2 separate regions of the Homo sapiens genome follow, and region 2 is linked to region 1. The links are chromatin loops, found by intact Hi-C in ENCODE. Cell type or tissue: psoas muscle. All regions are shown on one strand.

Region 1 (8,000 bases):
ATAGCTGAAGTGTAAATTGGCTTTATGTTCCCTGCCTCCAGACCATATTTTCCTGCCTCATTCTGATCATACTTACTTTTTCATTCTTACCTATTACCGAGCTCTATTGTCTTTCCAAGCAAGTACTCTTTTCTGCCCTCCCAACTTTGCACAGGCTGTGGGTCTGTCACATCCTCTCTCATGAACAACCTCTAGTATATCTACCAAACAAACTTATACTGACCCTTTAACACTCAGTTAAATATTAGGTAGTCTGACAAGCCTTTTTTCTTCACCTCCCCAGGAAGAATTAAGTCCTTCCCTTTGTGTATTTCCATAGTGGTTTGTATACATGTTGTTATGGCACTTGTCTCATTATGTAATGTTTGCATGTCTGTAAGCAAAGCCTTCTGCCTCTGAAGGCAGGGGCTGATTTGATTCAGCATGGTATTTCTCTAATACCAATAGTGCCTAGTACACAATAGTGCTTAATAGATGTGTATTGAATGAAGAGTGTAATTAATGGAGTGCTTTACATGTGAATTGCTCTAAATAGAGGGCCATGTTTGTAGTAAATGCCTGCGTATCCAAGGTGATTGAGAAATGGAGTGCTCCAGTAATTGATTATGTTTCTTAACAGCCAATTACAAATTATCAATTTTAGATAATTTGAATAAAAAACAAAATAGGTTATACAGAATTGATCTGTCTTTATTAATCCATAAGGTGCTTCAGCATGATCATTCTGATTTCTGTGGCTTGTTTAGAGCTATGGCTGAGGAAGCTGTAGGGAACTGAGCTGTAGGGGGATCTGTAGTGATGCTATGTCACAAGCTGGGCCTTGTTTTTTTTTTTTTTTTACTTGAATCTCTAACACACATATACTTACTATTTTGCCTATCTAATTATAAATTTAACACTAAGGAGACTCACAATTGTATTATCATGTTTTTTCAAATGTAGCTTAAAAAATTCTTAGAAGACAGACAAGCAACATACCTTAAGATATATACACTATCTTAATTCAGTGGAAAGCTTGCTACATTCAGGCTGTTCCCTATTCAGTGATAGTCCTTGCTGAGCACAAATGAAGTCTTGTGAACTGAGCTAAGTAGTTAATTTGATGATACTCTCTGGCCATGACTATTTCAAGAGTGCTGGATTCCCACCCAAATTATATATTGATTCTTCTAATTCATATGAAATTAGTGTGAGTGGTTACTGTTAATTTGTGTATTGATTTATTGTTCTTTTGTGTTCTCACCTACCCAACAACAGTGTTGCCAGTTAGTAGTTGCAAAACTCAGAGATTACTTTTGTGCATGCATTTTCACATCTTTCGAAGTGGCTTTGAACAGAGACCTATTTGGGGGTATGCTCTTATTATGTTTGCACAAATGATCTGAAAACTATCATGGTGGCTGAGCCCTGACTTCCTACATTGCTGTTCTATGTCTTCTTCTTAAACCTAGAAATCTTCCTATAATGCTTGATCCTTTTTAAAGGAAGAATTTGGAATATGGAGCAGATGTATATTTTCTTCGTGACACTCAGAAACATGTATTGTAAATGTGTCTGTTTTTTAGATACCATATTGTTCAGTTGGCTCCTCTCCACTTGAATCCTTTTCTTTTAATTAGTTTTCCAGCCTGGCTGTCCCCTCAGCTGCAAAACAATGCAGTATTTGTAACCTAATTATTTGTGAAAGTGAATCATCTCAACTTAAGTCTAAGAATGATTGACCTACTTATAGAAGGGTTAGCTTGAAAATCCTACGTGAAGAAAGGACAATGTAAAGGATTGATTAAGTAATTTTGAAGTACGTGAATATTAGAGTCATTAATGATAGAAACATGGATTCAGTATCATACTCAAGCATATATTCAGTGACTCCGTAACCCACCTATCTGGTTTAAATAATCTATGAACAAACAGAATAAAAGTAAGTCTTGCTACATTATATTAAGCCAATATCAATTGAGCTTTGGGAAATAGGCCTAAAAATGTGTCTTTGGCAATTTAATTTGCTCCTATTATGAACATTTTTATGTTAAACTGATTGACTCTCTTAAATACAACATGGAAACATTTATGTCTTTGTAGTGTGACTTTAAAAAATAATTATTGACTGAGGCCGGGCGCGGTGGCTCACGCCTGTAATCCCAGCACTTTGGGAGGCCGAGGCGGGCAGATCGTAAGGTCAGAAGATCGAGACCATCCTGGGTAACATGGTGAAACCCCGTCTCTACTAAAAATACAAAAAATTAGCCAGGCATGGTGACAGGTGCCTGTAGTCCCAGCTACTCGGGAGGCTGAGGCAGGAGAATGGCGTGAACCCAGGAGGTGGAGGTTGCAGTGAGCCGAGATCACACCACTGCACTCTAGCCTGGGCGACAGAGTGAGACTCCGCCTCAAAAAAAAAAAAAAAATTATTGACTGAATAAAATTGTGATTGCTTGCTAAGGCATTTTTTTGTATTAGTTAAATTATAAGTAAGAAAGGCTTTAAATCTCTATTTTAAGAGACATAGTCCATACATGGTAAGTCATGCCTATAATCCCAGCACTTTGCGAGGCCAAGGCAAGAGGATTGCTTGGGCCCAGGAGTTCAAGACCAGCCTGAGCAACACAGTTAGACCCCCACTCTACCCCCACCTGCCCGCCCCCTCCCCCACAAAAACAAAAAAGAAAAAAAGATATTCATCATCGGGTTTTAGTCACAGTTCTATAACTAAGAAGCTGGCTGACTTTGGTGCCTTGGGTTTTCCCGTGAGTCAGATTAACTATTTTATCATGGACATCAATTGGATCTTATACATGAAAGTGCTCTATAAAATGTATACCACATTTAGGAATTAAGCAAGATTTTAGCCCTTTTTCTGCCTGCTTTTTCAACTCTGGGCTGGTCACTTAAGCTTGCCAAGCTTTTATTTCTTCATAGGTAAAATAAAGGAGTTTGGCCTGTATATTCAACTTGAGTATTGTTTACATTGTGTTTAGCTTTTACAACCTATTATTTATTATTTTTTCTTTTTAAAAAATCAGCTGTTTTTTAAAGACATTTCCCTTGCTTATAGTGTAATTACCAAATAATAAGATGGGATTCCTTTAAATTTAACCTGTTTTATTTAATATTCCTATCAATCTTGTAAGAGTAGGTGGCATGAGACTCATTTTACTGATGAGGAAAATTGAGACTCAGGGATGTTGTACGCTAATTAGTGTGAGAGGTGGGATTCCAGTACAGGTGGGTCTCTGATCCCAGTCTTCTTTTTTTTTTTTTTTTTCTTAGCATGTGGCTTAAGTGAAGACACATTGCCATATACCTCATGTAGAGCAAGTTTTTGATCTCCATTGTTGTTTCTTTCTTTTTTTCTCTAGATGAATAATGTCTGACCAAAATGTTTTTGTAGAAAAGTGCATATATTTGATAGCCATGTGCATAGTTTGGGAATTTTAACATTATAGCACTATTACAAAATGTCTTGTTAGCATTATGCAACCTATACAGTATGTTTGGGAATCATTCAGTGCTTAAAAATAAAGTTTATCCTTCAATTAAGGTGAGCTACTTTTTTTTTAGTAGGTATATTTTATTTTTAAATGTAGCATTGTTTAATGTTGTAGATGCTTTTGAACTTAAACACTGTTTTGTGCTTGCTATAGAAGGAAAACAGATGATCTATACACTCACTAAATTTTTTTTCTTTTAAAAAACTCCTAATTTATTTTGTAACCTAGGAAGAGTTTTAAACATGGAAATATTTTCTGTAATTTCTAAAAATTTCTGTTTTAGGAGGGTGTTGTTTTATGTTGTTATATTTGTTATTTACATTAAAATTTTTTTAAAGTCTCTGGGCTATCTCAAATGTGTAGGTCAAACAAGTATTAGGACAAATACATCCAGAAACATTCCTTTGTGATTGGAGTTCATTTATGAGTGCTGTGCTTTAACGGTTCCTATTATAAGCCTCAGATATCACCTTGTCCAGGTGTGCCAGCCCTAGATGTTGATCTTATCTAGAACAATATTGCTTTTGAGGTTCCTGACAGCACTGATTCAGCCAGTACTCTGATGCCGATTCTTTCTGATTCAGAAACCTCTTCCTCTGTGGCATTTCTCAACTCATGCTTATCTTTTTTTTGTTGAAGGTTTCCTGGTGGTCATTACTAGTCCAAAAGTGAATTTCCATGAATAGTTCGTGGGTCATAGTTTTATTTTTATCTTCTCAGCAGATAACTTTGAAATGGCCGTGGCACTTTGAAGAGATCTTATCTTCTGCCGTTGTTAACGTTGTTCACAAAACTCCAGCTACACTGGCCTTCTTTTGTCTTCTATGAATATACCAAGTTTATTCCAACTTGCAAGTCTTCTACTCCTTGTCCCTCTGCAAGGAATGGTCTTCCCTCAGACTGGTGGTTTACTGGATTCTTCTTGTCATTTAAGTCTCAGCTTAAATGTCCCCTCTTCAAAGAGGCTTCCTTGACAACTCACTGTAAATTGGTGCTTCTCAACTCACTTTATTACATGGCTGCGTTTTGTTTTCCTCTTAGTACCAGATCACTAATTGGTAGCTGTTATTTCTCATTAATCTCCTCTGATGGGGACAAAGGGACATTGTGTCTAGTTTACTGCTGTATCTCTAGCACCTACAGTAGTGTCTGCCATAATAGGCATTTCAGTAAATATTTACTGAGTGACCAATGAATGAATATTTTTTCTACCAGCTATTCGTACAAATGTCTTTTCATTCTTTTTCATTTTCCTTTTGGTAGTCAGGAAGATACAATTAATGTTTTTGCAATTAATATTTTTGTATTTTTGACATTTTTCTGTTTCTTCGCTGTTTTGTCTCCTAGTTGAATTCTTTTAGAAGAAGGGAAAAACCTCTTGAGATGTGACTGTTTCCATCTATTTTCTGCTTGCCAGGTGGGTGTCTGAGCCCGTACATCCTAGTCATAAAAGCAATTAGCAGGTAGGAAAATTGGCTTCTAACAGCTGCTTCAGTCCTGCTTGAGTTGGCCTCTCCCCCAAGGGACTGATCACTGTCATCCTAGCAAAATGAAATTGCCTTCTCATAAACATTTTTCTGTCTGGGATTATAGAACAGGAACAAATTCCAGGTTTACAAAATGAGTTAAAATATGTCAATAGAATAGAACAAAATAATGACCTGCTGCTGCAATTTGAATTCTGAGTCAAGACAGCAACATTTATTTTCAGAAGAGATGACATTGAAACTGTGGCACTCTTAGTTCTATTGAAATGACTTTATTATGCCAAAAGGGTAGATTTAATAATTTATTTATTGGTATTGGTGAGGAAAGTGGCAATTCTATAAAATATAGCTTTGACTCTTGGTTGGAACTTTGGTTTATGGCATAGTCGTTGTGCCTTCGATTAACTCTATGGAAAGGGACAGGCATTTTTGAATGAATACTACTTGATTTCTTTTCCATTTCATTTCCCCAGGTATTAATTTATTCAGTTGTATTCTTTTTGACCATGATAGACCTTTGCCATTGCTATGTGCTATAATTAATATGTATGTGTAGGCTTTAAATGAGTTTGATTTTTTTAAATTACTTATTGATATGTAATTGTTGTACATATTTTGGGGATACATGTAATACTTTAATACCTGTATACAATGTGTAAAGATCAAATCAGGGTAATTGGGATATCCATCACCTCAAACATTTATCTTTTTGTGTGTGTTGGGAATACAAAAAAAATTATTTTAGCCATTTTGAAATATACAGTAAATTGTTGTTAACTCTAAGTTCCCTACTGTGCTATTAATCAATGGGTGTTATATAAACAGTATACCAATTCTGGGTTGTATATTGATGTATGCCGCAGTGTTATCAAATGAAGTGTTGGTTCACCTTGATCCTTTTTGGTAGGTTTTATCTGATGTAATTCCCAGTCTGAGCTAGTTGTGCAATGTTCTCCCTTTAAAAGCCGCCTTCTACTCAATATCTCCTTTTTATCTTTTCAAAACCTCTGGTCTTTCATAAAACTCAAAGAGTTTGTGTCACTAAATTCTGTTTTAAATGTTTTGTTACAAAAATTAAGAGAAACTATGCAAAATGGGGGTATTAGTTTTGTTTTTGAATGAATGAGATATGCCTTACAAAGCTATCCAGTTGAATGAAGGGCAAAAAACACACAATCTATCTCAATAGATGCGGAAAAAACCTTGGACAAGATTTAACACCCTTTCACGATAAAAAACACTCAACAAATTAAGAGTAGAAGAAAACTACCTCAACATAATGTAGGCCATATATGGAAAGCCACAACTAACATCTTAATCAATGGTGGAAAACTGTAAGGTTTTGCTCTAAGATCCAGGGACAAGGCAAGGATGCCTGCTCTCACCACTTATATTCACCATCGTATTGGAAGTCCTAGCCACAACAATTAGAAAAAGAAAAAAAATTTATCCAAACTAGAAAGGAAGAAGTAAAATTATCTCTGTTTGCAGATGACATGATCTTATATGTAGAAAACCCTGAAGATTTCATAAAAACAGGTTCGAATTAAAACAATTCAGCGAAGTTTCTGGATACAAATCAACACACAAATATCAGTTGTATTTCTAATCATTAACAATGACTAATCCAAAAATGGTTTCGAAATGAAGAAAACAATTCTATCAAAAAGAATAAAACACTTATGAATAAATTAACCAAGGAGGTGGAAGACCTGAACACTGAAAAGTACAAAACATTACTGAAAGAAATTAAGACATAAGTAAATGGAAACAGCCCATGTTCATGGGTTGGAAGACACTGTTGTTAAGATGTCAGTACTACCCAAAGCAATTTATAGATTCAATTAGATCCCTATCAAAATCCCAATGACTTCTTTGTAAAAATAGAAAATGTATCCTAAAATTTGTGTAGAATCTCAAGGAACTGCAAATAGCCAAAACAATCTTGAAAAGAAGAACAGAGTTGGAGGTCTCTCACTTCCTGATGTCAAAACTTACTGCAAAAACTATGGTTATCAAAGTAGTGTGATACTGGCATAAAGACAGATATATAAACCAGTGGAATAAAACAGACAGCCGGCCAGGCGTGGTGGCTCACGCCTGTAATCCCAGTACTTTGGGAGGCCAGGGCAGGTGGATCACGAGATCAGGAGATCGAGACCATCCTGGCTAACATGGTGAAACCCCGTCTCTACTAAAAATACAAAAAATTAGCCGGGCGTGGTGGCTGGCACCTGTAGTCCCAACTACTCAGAAGGCTGAGGCAGGAGAATGGCGTGAACCCGGGAGGCGGAGCTTGCAGTGAGCGGAGATGGCGCCACTGCACTTTAGCCTGGGCGACAGAGTGAAACTCTTATCTCAAAAAAACAAAAAAACAGACAGCCAAGAACTAAATCCTTGCTTATATAGTCAAATGATTTTCAACAAGGGTGGCGAGACCATTCAATGAGGAAAGGACAGTCTTTTCAACGAATCGTGCTGGTAAAACTATATTTCCATATGAAAAAAGAATGAAGTTGGAGTCCTACCTTATTCCACATACAGAAAACTAACCCAACATTGATCAAAGACCTAAACATAAAAGCTAAAACTAAAAGTCCTAGGAGAAAATCCTCATGACATTGAATTTGTAGTGATTTCTTAGTTATAACACCAAATGCACAGGTAACAAAAGAAAAAATAGATAAGGCCGGCGCGGTTTCTCACACCTGTAATCCCAGCACTTTGGGAGGCCAAGGCTGGCAGATCAGTTGAGGTCAGGAGTTTGTGACTAGCCTGGCCAACATGGTGAAATCCCATCTGTATAAAAAATACAAAAATTAGCCGGGCATGGTGGTGTGTGCCTGTAACCCCAGCTACTTGGGAGGCTGAGGCAGGAGAATCATTGAACCCAGGGGGTGGACGTTGCAGTAAGACGAGATTGTGCCACTCCCCTCCAACCTAAGCAACGGAGCGAGACTCCGTCTCAAAAAAAAAAAAAAAAAAAAAAGTAAGTTGGACTTTACTAAAATTAAAAACTTTT
Region 2 (8,000 bases), 140 kb before region 1:
TTGAAATATTATTTATGGTCACTACTACTTTAAAATTATGGTCATTATTAGAACTAGATCATGTTATTTAATGCTTTATCAAGAAGCACAGGTATTCCTACATAACACATTGTTAATATTTTGTTAGCTATATTTTAATATAGTGGATTTCCTTTGTAATTTTATTTGTATTTTATGCACTTAGAAAACATTCCTAGAAGGGTCCATAGACTTTACCAGATTGCCAAAGCAGCTCGTGGCAGAAAAATGGTTGAGAGGCTGTGGTGTAGTTTTCCTTATGTCACTGCCTTGCAAAAACAGCCTTGAGGCCTTCCCTCTGCCTGCAAAACAAAAGCTAAAACCCTTGGCTTGACATTCAAGGCCCATTTACAATCCATTTTCAGAACACCTCACTATCTTTCTTTTTGGTCAGTGCCCTGGATATAACCTGTGTTCCAGTCACGCTGAATTACTTGAGTACACCAAAAATGTACTTCTATCTCTAGGTCTATTTCTAGCTTATCTTAAGGAACTACTCTTTTTCTAAGGCCCAGCTCAAAATGTTATCCTGGTAAAGCTCTTTTGCCTTCCCCCAAGCAAAACCACTGAATTTTTCCTTTGTGTTTTCCAGAATACTGCGCTCACAGCCGTTTGATCATTTATCAGACCCTATTGTAGTTAGCTTTTGTATCTATTTTTTGTTACATTGTGGGCTTCCAGTGGAGAGGGACTTCCTCAACTTTACACCCAAAACACATAGTGAGTACTTGGAAATGCTTGAAAAAATGAATGTATCTAAAATACTCATTCTTCTGAGGGATGAATAAAATCCATAATTACTATATTAGTTTGTCCTTTAAACCAAGAAATTCTTTTGATAAATATAACATAAGTCTACTTCAAAAATCCACCGGCCCCAAGAAAAATAGGTTGTTGTCTTACATTCCAGTGCCTGGACCCAGCTGCCTTCAGTTGACTTCTATCCTTGAAGATAGCAAAAGCACCCCTCACAGGAGCCCATTTGCTGAGTCTTTAAACCTTCTGACTGTATCAGTGATGTCTTCTCACATTACCCTTCTTTGAATGATGCCAAATATATTTTTGACCAGTCTCTTTTAAGCAGACGCTTTCCATTTCTTGCCCCAGGATTTTCTAATGGTCAGGTTATGGCATGATTTTTATATCCTAGAACATTCAGCTGCTTTATGTCAATCTTAAACAAATGCAGATGCAAGTTTTAAAAATTCTTTTCCTAAGAAGCGTCAAGAATTAAAAAGGAGACCATTCCTTAATTTCACAGTTCAACGCACAACGTAACTGGATCTACATGTGTGCACATGCGCTGAGGATAGAAGGAATGTTAGCAAACACTGACCTGAACTTAGAATCTCAAGGAACCACAGACTTTTAGGAACTGAAAGGAACTTTTTAACTGATAGCAGGGAGATGTGTGTCTTGCCCAGGGGCTCATCTGTTGTTGGGACTTCAAGTTTAGCCAGTCAAAAACAAATCCTTGATTTTTCTTCCGTGATGTTTCATACTTAAGTCTGCAATCTCAGGCCATGGCACCTCTCTCCATTACCCAGTTTTCCAAGCCAAAAAAACTGAGTCATTCTTCTTCTTTTTCTTATAGAGATGGGGTTTCACCACGTTGCCCAGGTTGGTCTTGAACTCCTGGGCTCAAGAAATCTACCCGCCTTGGCCTCCCAAAGTACTGGGATTACACGCGTAAGCCACTGTGCCCAGGAAAAACTGAGTCATTCTTCTTTTTCTTTCATTCTCCACATCCCACTCCTCAGCAATTCCTGTCCATTATACTCCCAAACTATATCCTGAATTAATCTGCCTTTTCCCACCACTCTAGGCTAAGCCACTGTCATTTCTCACTTGGGTTCCTATGCCAGCCTTCTCCTAGTCTCTCTGATTCTTCTCTTGCCCACCCCACAATTCTCTATACAGCAGCCAGAGTGACCCTTTATTTTATTTTACTTTTTATTTTTTGAGACAGAGTCTTGCTCTGTTACTCAGGCTGGAGTGCAGTGGCACAATCTTGGCTCACTGCAACCCCCACCTCCTGGGTTCAAGGGATTCTCATGCCTCAGACTCCTGAGTAGCTGGGATTACAGATGCGCGCCACCACGTCCAGCTAATTTTGTTTTGTATTTTTAGTAGAAAAATACAAACATGGTTTCACCATGTTGGCCAGGCTGGTCTCCAACTCCTGGCCTCAAGTGGTCTGCCCACTCCCACCTCTCAAAGTGCTGGGATTACAGGCATGAGCCACCACGCCCGGCCTAGAGTGACCCTTTAAAAACAGAAATCAGATCTTGTCACTCAGTTGTGTAGAACTCTCTTCACATTACACTTATGACAAACTGCAAACTCTTTACGACACTTCTGAGGATCTACATGATCTTGCTATTGCCTGCCTTGCAACTTCAAAGCCACTCTGCCTCTCGTTTACTCTGCTCCAGCCTCACCAGCTTTTTCTATGCCTTGAAATTCCAGAGTTCATTCCTGCCTCAGGATTTCAGCCTTTGTATACCCTCAGCCCTTCACCGGGCTGGCTCCTTCAAATCAATTTTGTCTTTCTTCAGAAGATACTTTTTCAGAAAGGCCTTTCTCTATCCTAGCTTATATCATTTCTTCTTATCTAGGTAATTAGCTGAGATGAGTTTGTTAGGTTACTTGTTTGTAGTCTCTTTTTCCCCAGCAAGGGGAAGAGCTCTATGGGGACTAGGACCCAGAACAATTTCTAACGCAAGAAAGATATTCAACAAATATTGTTGAATAGGTCTAATTCCAGTTCTCAGACCCACCATACCATGCTACGGCTTTGAACTCATGCCACTCTCATTAGTTATCTCTAAGACAGTACGGCTATAGTGGAATGTAAAGCCACAGTTATCTGGATATAAACCATTTCTCTACCTGTTCCCTGTTCTGTAACTGCACAAGTCACTTATCAGATCTGTGTCTTAATTTACTTACTGTAAAAATGAGTACAGTAGTCCTACTCTGTAAAGTTGTGGAATTACATAATTTACATAAAAAGCACAGCAGAGTGGCCTATGGTATATGTCTGTTATTTCTCTTTTCCCTTTAGTCTTCCACAAATTATAACAACTTATATTTAAGTGTCTTCTACTCTATGAGAGGCACTATTCTAAGTGTTTTACATGGATTGACTAATCTACATAAAAACTCTACAGGACAGAAATGATAAATATCACTATGTTACAGATGAGAAAACTTAAGTCATACAGTGGTTTATGCAACTTGCCTAAGGTCACGTAAGAGGAAAGCAGCAGAATCCAGACCTGAACCCAGCAGTGTTGTCCAATTTCAGAGGTAATAAAACAGTCATTGACTATCTTTATTGTGATCCCATGGTAAGAAACACATTTTACATTAAAAGTGTATGTAGACATATGACTGTATCTGAAGTGTAAGTTTCACAAAATAATACCCTTAACTACCTGTAGTGCATTCTGATAGTTTCTCATTTTAATTTTTAAAAATGTTTTTGACCAACTTACTGATTTAATGATCTATGAATGAATCAAAAGTGAACTTTGAAAAACTGCTTGTCTAAATTACAATTAATCCAAATGTTCTGACCTTCCAGCTACCTCAACCTCTACCAGACAAACTCTGATAGCTATCAGTTCAGATTTTCATATTTCATTTACATTCCAGATAAAGCCCTTATTAATTAGTTAAGATACTGATCCCCCACCCTGACTCAGATCTACTCTCTATTGCAAACTCTTTTGCACTTATGGAAAAAATATCTCATCAGGTAAGATTCAAATAACTTTTTCACTCTCTAAAAATTATTTGTCTCTATTAAAACTATTAATACAAGCTGCCCTATGTTAGAAATATTTATGTACAAGTCTGTCCTTCCCACTAGATTATCAGAAATTATGGAGGGCAGAAACCATGTTTTATAAACATCTTTGTATTCCCAAATAAAGGGTGAATTAAAGTGAAATGAAGAGAAGTTGGTATAAAAAACTCTGGCTCTTAAGTGTTGGATGGTGTGTGTGTGTGAGAGAGAGATTCAAATAAGAGAATCTCTTACACTGAATCTTACATATTCCCACATAAACATATAAGACATCCTCCCACTGATCTGGTGTTGCAGGTGGTTTATAAAAATCCTTCTATCTGGAAAATCTGCATTGGCCATGCACTTAATTTCCCAATGCCATTCTTATCTTCTTGTGGCTCCTCCTTTTGCATTTCACTAAGCTAAGAGAATTTACATTTCTACCTCTGGCAAAAGTTTCCCCCTGTAGACACATAGTCTTGTGAAAACTAAACTGAAATGGTTTCTGGATGAGCAGATGTACATTAACAATTTCACCTAGTCTGATTCTCAATCCTGATTTCTTTAATGGGCTGGCATATAAACTACTGCTTATATCCATAGATACTGAAGTATATATTTGAGTGCAGGCTATATATCAAAGGTAAACAAATAAAACAAAGAAAAAACCCCTGACTTGGAACTCTCAGTTGCAAGGCAGGAAATTCTTTCAGAGGGCAGGAAGTAGCTATGAGCTTTTCCGCTAAGCAATACTTCAATTTCCCCACCCTTAGGGAAAGCTTGTCCTGGTGTTGTTTCAATTCAGCAGATGCTGAGCAGTTAGAGAAAGGGAACAAACAACTAGGGGAAGTATTACCACCTGTTTATGTTGATTTTTACTAAACAAGACTGGCCACCAGCTGTTGTAGGGTAGGGGAAGAGCTAGATGGGAACAGGAAATGGCAACTCAGATGGAAGCCAGTTTTTGGCTTTCTGGCTCTCCGGGGGAAAAAAGTATCACGGAAGTACATGGTCATTCTCAAATGGCCAAGAGACAAAGGCAAGATAATGCACTCCATTCACTAGCATGGCGGGGTTGGGCTTAGAGTGCATAAATGAAGTCACACATAGTTATGAAATTAACATTAGTTGCCTACTCTATATTCATTTTCTCCTTCTTCCTTACTAAAACCTGTATTGTTGGGCACAGTGACGTCCATGCAAAAATGATATTTCTTGGCCTCCTTTATAGCTAGCTATAGTCACATGATTGAGTTCTGGCCAAATTAAGTGAAAGTGTTGAATACGATTTCCAGGAAGACTCTTTAGAGGGCCCTGACTCAGCTAGGTTTGCTCATTTTGTCCTTGCCCTCTTTTCCTCATGCTGCCAGGAATTTCAGAGTGATGGCTGATGGTCAAGTGGCTATTTTGGACCACGGGGTGACCTTGAGAAAGATCATGTTGTGGAACAGACAGGAGCCTCCATACTAGCCTTTAACTGCCCAACTTTGGCATAGTTTTCTATGAGAAAGACACACTTCTTATTTAAGCTGTTGCTAGTTCTGCTTAATGTAGAGCCAAACTCAATCCTAACTGAGATACCCTGATAGTTACTGGCAATCATGTAACAGATACTTCCTATCTTCCTGTCCTCCAAGGCAAGGTGGATTCTGTTACCTTACTCTATCCTTCTTACAATAGTACAGGATTGCTGAGGCACGTGTTATGTCAGAAGAGGAAACTGGAGTTGAAACAAATCAAGACTTGCCCAATGCCACACAAATGGCTACTTGGAGAGCAGCAGGCTCTGGAAACCAGGTTGCCTCACCCCTAGGATTTTTAAAAGCATAGTAGAAATAGGTGACAAATTTCCTTTAAAAATATTTTGATTAGTTATTTTCAAAAAGCAAGCATTTGGCTGGGCGTGGTGGCTCATGCCTGTAATCCCAGCACTTTGGGAGGCCGAGGCTGGTGGATCACAAGGTCAGGAGTTCAAGACCAGCCTGGCCAACATGGTGAAACCCTGTCTCTACTAAAAATACAAAAATTAGCTGGGCATGGTGGCGTGCACCTGTAATCCCAGCTACTCGGGAGGCTGAGGCAGGAGAATCGCTTGAAACTGGAAGGCGGAGTTTGCAGTGAGCGGAGATCGTGCCACTGCACTCCAGGCTGGGCAACAAGAGCAAAACTCCATCTCAAAAAAAAAAAAAAAAAAGCAAGCATTTAAGCACATCTCCTTTCTTCTATCAAATGATCTTCTATCAAGGGGACATCAGAGTCACTGACTTTAAAAACATCCTTGTAAGTTGTCTTCAGAATACTACTGCTATATTAAAATGAATTAGAATTCACTGTATTGTTACAGCATACATTAAAAGAGCTGACTTCTCAAACCGGTAAAGATACATTTTGAAGTAGCAATTAGTAAAATGAATGTGTTACTGTTTTAAAAGCATAACAGATGTCATGATTAATGTAGAGTTGACAAAGTCTTTAAGAGGAAAAAACAGAAATAGAACTTTTTTATTTATTTTTTATTTTTTTGAGACGGAGTCTCGCTCTGTTGCCAGGCTGGAGTGCAGTGGCACGATCTCGGCTCACTGCAACCTCCACCTCCCAAGTTCAAGTGATTCTCCTGCCTAAGCCTCCTGAGTAGCTGGGACTACAGGCTCATGCCACCATGCCCGGCTAATTTTTGTATTTTTAGTAGAGACGGGGTTTCACCAGGTTGGCCAGGATGGTCTCGATTTCTTGACCTCGTGATCTGCCTGCCTTGGCCTTCCAAAGTGTTGGGATTACAGGCATGAGCCACCGTGCCCGGCCAGAGGTAGGACTTTTTGTTACAAAGCAAGTAAAATTGAAACAGGTGAATTCAACGTAGAAAAGTTTTAATGAGACAAATGTCAAACAAGCACATCAACTTCTTAAAAAACAAAGAAAATCTGAAAGTTTAATTACAAAAACACTTATACAGAAAACTTGGCATTTCAACAGTTCCAAACACATGTACACAAGTTTTTTCTAAAATCAGTCAGAAATAAAATACCTTGTCTCCCTTTCCTCAGCTGCTTCTTGTATTTTAATTAAAAAGAAACAAAGAAATCTGTAACACTGAATAGGCAACAACTTATTTCTTGAGAACATAAAAGTACAGTAATATCTACAGGTGTACTGGGAAACATGAGTTAGGTATTGTGCTAGCCTGTAACTTCATTTACTGCCTCCTCACTGAGCACAGAGGAGAGAGGAGGTGGCACAGACCTGGTCTATAGATACTGACAGTTTTGTGGCATCTGAATCCCAGCCACCAGAGGCAGGTGAGTAGCTACTGGGAAAGACAGCATTTCAGAAGCAAGCTGCTTATTTTGTGAAAATGATTTCATACTGTAGGCTCTCTTGAAATCTCATGCATTCCTGAATATGCAAATGTTTCAAGTCACTGTCAAGTGTCCCATCTAGAGTCAGAAGAATGATGATCCTGGACCATGTTATGGCCTTTTCTGGTCACAAAAGCAGTGCTAGCAATGCTGCACAAAACTGAACACAAATGAGAAACAGAAATATGAGGAGGAAGGAAGACAGGACACAAAGCATCTGGCAGAAGGAAAAAACAAAACTCCAGAATGGGCTCTGGATGTCCTTCTGCCATAGACAGTGAGTTCTAGCTTGGGCTTTGCAGACAAGGAGTCTAAGAGAAGTGGCAGAAATAGCAGATGATGGCAGGGAAATAGGAAAATACAGAAGAGCAAGAGAACTGGCTAGGTTTATAGCAATAGATAATAATGGGGTCTTATTCTAAAAAATTGCCAAGTGATGGTATGTGGGTTTCAGCGCATGGATATTTGATATATGTTCATATAAGACATTTTAAAAACAGATTTTGTTGCTGTTGTTTTCCTTTGGACTAATAAAGAAAACAGGCAAGGAGATGCTGAGAAGACAGGATGGTGTAGCAACATGACAGGTAGTTCTGCCCTATGCCCTGACTTATGGGCATACTATGAGAGGGGCCGCACTTCTATCCACCTGCCTGCAGTGGTGTGGGGCCCAGACAACGGGCTCTGCTTGCTCTGCCTTTGGTTCCAAAGATCTCAGCTGTAACCTTTAGCCTTGTGCTCTGCAGTGTCAAAACAAAAACAAAAACAAAAACAATGAACAACCAAAAAACCCTGAGGTAAGAATCAGAACCTCTCTTTCCTTTTGCTGT

Evidence for each region. Peaks named below come from ENCODE experiments on the same cell type or tissue, not always from the same donor. Only the 100,000 strongest peaks of a DNase experiment are listed, where the experiment ranks them.
Region 2: a loop joins it to region 1, with 2.7 times the contacts of the local background. A loop is called at or near these places in 6 of 110 quality-filtered maps.

What each region holds. Positions count from the first base shown.
Region 1 is chr15:77,343,450-77,351,449 of GRCh38, reverse strand. The region is part of intron 2 of PEAK1 (pseudopodium enriched atypical kinase 1); the gene reads left to right. Among named protein-coding and RNA genes, the nearest start is that of PEAK1, 73 kb to the left of the region's middle. In psoas muscle, no CTCF peak of the experiment used is centred here; no DNase peak of the experiment used is centred here.
Region 2 is chr15:77,484,268-77,492,267 of GRCh38, reverse strand. It overlaps HMG20A (high mobility group 20A), which reads right to left. Exons shown (of 10, transcript NM_001304504.2): 10 at 6,665-8,000. Among named protein-coding and RNA genes, the nearest start is that of HMG20A, 67 kb to the right of the region's middle. In psoas muscle, no CTCF peak of the experiment used is centred here; no DNase peak of the experiment used is centred here; H3K27ac peaks cover 2,348 bases.